Linked DNA regions of Homo sapiens: region 1 is linked to region 2. Evidence: chromatin contacts called from ENCODE Hi-C or POLR2A ChIA-PET data. All regions are on one chromosome and are shown on one strand. Each heading gives the region's core, a stretch centred on a gene start or an enhancer-like site at or near the end of the contact. The rest is flanking DNA. Distances are from core to core; before and after follow the strand shown.

Evidence for each region. A loop is a pair of places that touch in the nucleus more often than their neighbours do. ChIA-PET counts read pairs that join two places held with the same protein, here RNA polymerase II (POLR2A). Pooled maps may share reads with other maps.
Region 1: a pooled map shows a loop between it and region 2 (2.7-fold over the local background). The contact joins the promoter of SLC35F4 here to the enhancer-like site in region 2. A Hi-C loop is called at or near these places in 1 of 168 maps with a recorded cell type or tissue (DLD1) and 1 of 50 pooled maps. POLR2A ChIA-PET finds 5 or more read pairs at or near these places in 1 of 52 experiments (OCI-LY7).

Annotation. Positions count from the first base shown.
Region 1 is chr14:57,864,824-57,867,903 of GRCh38, forward strand. SLC35F4 (solute carrier family 35 member F4) reads right to left here and starts at 1,269. Exons shown (of 8, transcript NM_001306087.2): 1 at 900-1,269. The coding sequence starts at 1,002.
Region 2 is chr14:57,745,764-57,748,727 of GRCh38, forward strand. The region is part of intron 1 of SLC35F4 (solute carrier family 35 member F4); the gene reads right to left. Among named protein-coding and RNA genes, the nearest start is that of SLC35F4, 120 kb to the right of the region's middle. Within about 2 kb of position 1,493, at least 2 of the 41 ENCODE cell types and tissues checked have a DNase peak (open chromatin) inside an H3K27ac peak, as active enhancers do.

The DNA of each region.
Region 1 (3,080 bases), core at 19-2,518, 120 kb after region 2:
GAAGAAAAATGAGCTGCACTTCAGTCGCCAGTAGAACTAATCCCAGCAAATATAGCTAGTGGGTTTGTGTACTGGGGGAGGGGGACTGCGAGCAGAGCACACCTCATCGCCCTCCCACCAAAACTGGTCCAAAAACGTGAAAGCATCCACGCCGCATGACCTCGCTTAGCTGGAAGAAAGCGGTGACCGCGACGTGCGGCGGGGGCGGGTGGCCCTGTCGCCTCCCCTTCTCAGACCCCCCCCCCCCACGCCCCCAGTCTTTTGCACGGGTCTCTGGCTCCAAGCTCTGGGGCTCGGAGACCTGAGCAGGTTCTTTTCTCTTCCCAGGGTGAAGAACCTCCTAAAGATACTGTAACCGGAGTAACTCCCGCGCTGGCAGCGTCTCAACAGCCCGGAGTGAACGAGCTGACCCCACCAGCGCCGGGACCCACGTCTGGGTCGGCCGCCCCCGCCAGCCCCACCCCCGAGCCTCCCCAGCCTGCGTCCCCAGCGCCCCGCACGCAGTAGGGGCTTTCGGGGCATGTATCCCCTAGGGCTGACTTTCCGCTAAGTGAACAGCCATGTTAGCCTCCTCCGGGCGTAAATCCACCAGGGTGAGCCGGCCAACGGCGGTCAGGAGCGCTCACCAGGTCCCCTCCGCACCTCCCCCCAAGGCTACGACTGTTTCCAAACTCCTGGGCGCACCCAGCCGGGCCCCTTGCCCTCTCACGGTTCAGCACCGAGGACAGCGGACATACTTTTCTCCCCGGGGGGTCCCCGCCGCCAGGAAGGCGGTGTTGACAGCGTCCGCAGGGCTGCAGGTGTCCGTACCGCGCGCCCGCCCGTCCGCATCCCCGCGGCACCCCTGCGCGCCCACCTCCCTTCCCCGCCTCGCGCAGGGCAGCCGCGCGGCGTCTTACTTTTCTGGCTGGAGTAACCTGGATAATAGCCATAGTAGCCGGTGATCCGCAGGATCCGGTCCTCGATAGTGGCCACCCCGTTGGGGGCCGCCTTGACATCCATAGAGAGCGCGGGGCGACGGCCCCGAGTGCGGCGGGGCGGAGAGCGCAGCGCGGGGCCCGGGAGCTGGTGCAGGTGCCGGAGCCGCTGGTGCTGATCTTGCAGCTCCTGCTCCCGCGCCCGGGCTCTGACTCCACCGCCCGGCGCAGCACCGGCTCCGCATCACAGCGGCGGCGGCGGCGGCGGCGGCGGAGCGGCCCCCACTCGGGCCGGCCTCTCCGTCAGCCTGGCAGCTCTCCCGCGCGCCACCCGGAGCACTGCTGCCCGAATAGCGCCCCCTCACCTCCGACGCCCACCGTGGCCGGGGGCGGGTGTGGGCGCCCCACCTGGTCGCCAGCTTTCATCATTAACCCTTGCGCGATCCTTCCCGAAAACTAGACACCCCAACCCCACCTGATGAAAGGGATGTTTGGTCAGTGGGGCGCGAGAGGAGAAGGCGACGGTGGCCAGGGGCTCAGAGAAGGGTGTTGGGAGTGGGAGAAACCCAAGAGGGACTCATAGCTGTTAATGCGAGGCATTAACTCTGTCGCTCGGGGAGAAGACACTTCTGGGGCGCCCCGGGACTCGGTCCACGCTTGGCGTCTACACCACCTCTGGTCTGCTGATATGCAAGCATTCCCCCGCGTTAGTCAGTCCTTGCAACTTGTCTAGAAGACTGGGAATCTTTTTTTATGAAATGACAAGAAAATTAGTTCCCGGCAGGTGGTATATGGAGTGATTATCCAGGTTTTGCAGACGCAAAGACTGTAAGTGTTCAAGCGCTCAAGTCTGACTGTCCATACGGACCCTCCATCCTGCCACTGAAAAATGTCAAAGGCTTAGAAGATTCAGCTGCACACAGCACGTTTATTTTTCCAATTTCAAATGCTCTGAGGAGAAATGATTTTCTCCTTTATTGCCAAAAATATCAGGAGGGAAGTCCTTCAAACTGTAAATATCTGGACGAGTGAAAGTCTTAGCTACAGTCTAGAGCCTTTCCATTAGAGCAGAACATCCTTGAAGCTGTGTGTTCAGAGCGAACACCCTCCCCTCAGGTGTGGGACTCTTCTGCTTTAGCCAGAGACCCAATGGGTTAGGGTCAGTGAGCAGTGGAGACGATTCCTCTGTTCATAGTCTGCAGACACAGCTTCCTGCAAATAATAATAATAATAATAATAATAATAATAATAATAATAATAATTTTCAAAGTTTCATCTCAGAAATGAAAAGGTGGAGGTGGAGGGTTAGTGGAGGGGAGGGTCAGCTCATCAGCTTAGAGGCAATTTAGGTCCACCTTCCGTGCAGAGCTGGCTTAAGACATCCCTGCCAGGTTTCATATTACTAAAGCTTAGGGAGAAGAAAAAAAGAGAAACAAAAGTCGACTTCAATGCCCCTCTCAGAAACCTCCAGAGAACCTATCACACCATCCTGCCTCCAAGCATTTTCCACATTGTGTGTGGGCCCTTAAGAAGGAAGAAATATGCAAATTTTTTTTCTAAAAGGTAAATTAGGTTTAAGCATATGAAAACGCAATATTAAATTTTACAATATGTTTTGGGTTTTCATCCAAACACAAAGCTTAGCACGGGATCTTGAGAGTGGAGTCAATCTGAGATTATTGTGGCTGGAAGGAGAGTTCATAAAGAAACCAATTTCCTCCTACACCTGTTTTCTGGGCTAGGAAAGATGGAAGGGTGGAAAGAGCTAAAAGGTCAAAAGGAACTAAAAGGAAAAACCAACACTAGTGCAGTGATGGGGAGCTAGCCATATAAAGCAAAAATGAAAGCGTTATGCCTTTACACCCCCCCCCACGTGAAATAATATTCAGCACACTTTTGTTAGTTTTATTATTTCTGTGGCAAAATTATATCAAATGCATGTATTGCACATGGTAAAATGTGTTCATCACATATAATTTTAAATGTCACTTTTGTTTGAAGTTTCTATGAAAGATAAATTTTCCAATATTACATATATTATATATTTTGATAATAGCCATCATAATCCATAGCACATTAATATATATATCAGTAAGAGAGAAATTAGGAAACAATTCAAGCAAAAACCTTCTGATGTAACAGGAATATATATGTATACACATA
Region 2 (2,964 bases), core at 243-2,742:
ACTATAAAGACACACGCACCCATATGTTTATTGCGGCACTATTCACAATAGCAAAGACTTGGAACCAACCCAAATGTCCATCAATGATAGACTGGATTAAGAAAATGTGGCACATATACACCATGGAATACTATGCAGCCATAAAAAGGATGAGTTCATGTCCTTTGTAGGGACATGGACGAAGCTGGAAACCATCATTCTCAGCAAACTATCGCAAGGACAAAAAACCAAACACCACATGTTCTCACTCATAGGTGGGAATTGAACAATGAGAACACTTGAATACAGGGTGGGGAACATCACACACTGGGGCCTGTCATGGAGTGGGGGGCAGGGGGAAGGGATAGCATTAGAAGATATATCTAATGTAAATGATGAGTTAATGGGTGCAGCACACCAACATGGCACATGTATACATATGTAACAAACCTGCACGTTGTGCACAGGTACCCCAGAGCTTAAAGTATAATTAAAAAAAAAAGAAAGTACTCAATGATTCACCATTGTTTATGATGTTAACTGTAGTGTTAACAGGTTGAGAAAGTTAATCAGGTTGATAAAGTCCCCTTCTGTTTCTATTTTACTGAGACTTTTCATAATAAATAGTGGTTGAATTTTGTTAATACTTTTTCTGTATTTTTTGTAATGATCATATTATTTTTCTCTTTGCTAACAATGTGGGTAACATTGAATTGACTTTCTGTGTAAATCAACCTTGCATCTCTGGAAAAAACTCCAATTGATCATGATGTGTTATCCTTTTTATACATTGCTGTATTCAATTTGGTAATATATTTATTTTTTGTATCTATTTCATGAGGGATATCAGTATGTAATTGTTTTTTCTTGTCATATCTTTGTTAAAAAAAGTTTTTAAAAATAAAAAAGTGCAAAAAAATGACAAATTGTAGTGATTCTTGTGTTTTGTTGTATTTGTGGTATGTGTGTGGTTGGTTGGTTGATTGGTTGTTTTTGCCTTCAAAAGCTTTGTACACTTTCAAAATGACTCAAGGGGTAGCTATTCTGCAAGCTACCATTTATTAACCAGAAATGCAAAGTTAGAGAAAATATGTTTTTTAAACGACAGAATGGTTGTTATAAAAGGGTAAAGAGTGCAGTTGGGACCACATGTCTGGATTCAAGTCCATTAGTAAGGGCTTTGAGGTATGGCCATCTACCTGCCATCTCCTGCCCTACACAGGAAAGAAACCTGGAAGAAATCCTAAGCACAGAAGTTTTTGAGATAGTTCACTTTTTCTACATGAACTGAGATTTTTAAAAATATACAGTATCCATTCCATTGGGACATTCAGCATCTTGAGGAATAAAACAAAACAAAAAGGAAATAAACATGTAAGCAATAGTACTCCCTAAAATATTTGTCTTGCTCTTTTGAAGGTTATCTCAGAACAAAGGGCCTGGCTGTTATGATACACGCAAATAAAAAGACTCGAGTCATAAAGTTGAGAGCCTTAGAGGGCACGTGCTTACTGCACTGGGCATTGCTGGGCTTCATGCCATCAGGGACTGATAAGAGACTCAGTGACAAATTGAATGAAAACGTGAAGTATTTGCTGGGTTAGCCTACCTTTGCAATAAACATAACCAAAAGATTGGACTATGTCTTAAGTATATTACTAAGGGTGTTTCTAATTTTGACTACCTTTTAAAAATATTTTCATATGAAACATTTCAAATAGGATGCAAGAGTAAAGAAAAGGGTATGATGAACCCCCAGTATGGTATTGTGAACCCTAATGTACCCACCATCCAGCTCCAACAATTGGCAACCCTTGGGCAATCTTGCTCCATCTATTCTGCTAACTACTTCCCTGCTTCTGGATTATTTTGAAGCAAATCTCATTTCATTACATCACTTCAACCATCAATACTTCAGAATATCTCTTTAAAAGATTAGAATTCTATTCTTATACCTAGCTGCAATACTATTATGCTACCTAAAAACATTTATAGTAATTTCTTGATGTCATTAAATATTCAACTCCAACTACTTTTTGCATAATTATATACAAGTTAATTGTATAAAAGCTGACATATTCACATGAAAATGACAGCTGCCAAAGGCAGAGGCCCAAAATCCCTGAATGTTCTTAGTTAGATTTAAATTATTGATAGAAAAGAATGTCTTGCCTAGGCTTCAAGAACAAAAGTCTATTTCAGTAAAGAAAGCAATTCACTTTTAGGAGCATTTACTTTCCCCAGTGTACTTAAACAGTACATTTAATCCATCCACTTAACTAAAAATGATGGAGTGCCTGCACATGGAAAATTGAAAGCATTTTATTTTTAGGCTCAAGTTGTAGAACTCTATACATGACCAAGAAAACATCATAGAAATCTAATGAAGCCAGCTTGACTAAGCCAGCAGTTGGTTAATTTTTTGGTTTAATACAGAAAAACTGTCTTGAGTTTTTCACTGGTAGGTTAGAAAAATCAAGAATATAGACTATTGGAGCCCCAAATACTGAATTCTGGGACTGCTTCCATGGTATATTGACAATCCAGATGGTGTGTATGTATGTGTGTATTTAGTCTACTCAATTTTTATCACATGTATAGGTTCATATATTTACCGCCACAGTCAAGATATAGAACAGTTTCAATACAGGGATCCCTCACACTACCCTTTTATAGCTACAGTGGGTTTTTTTTAAAGGTATGATTCAGGAACCACCTGCATCAGAATCATCTGCAAGTGGGGGCCAGGTATTGCTTAAACAGGGCCTCACTCAACAACAGCTGAGTCATGAGTCAGAGATGCCAAAGACTGGATCTGGAAATCTGCATTTTAACAAGATACCAAAGAAATTTTTATTTATACAGTACTAAGTTTTGAGAACCTTTGTCTTATTTCAGCATTCTGTCTAGAGTGTATATTTTACTTAAAACTAGGCCTGAAGATATCCAGAACTTTTAAATTAAGGTACAATTAGAATTGTTGCA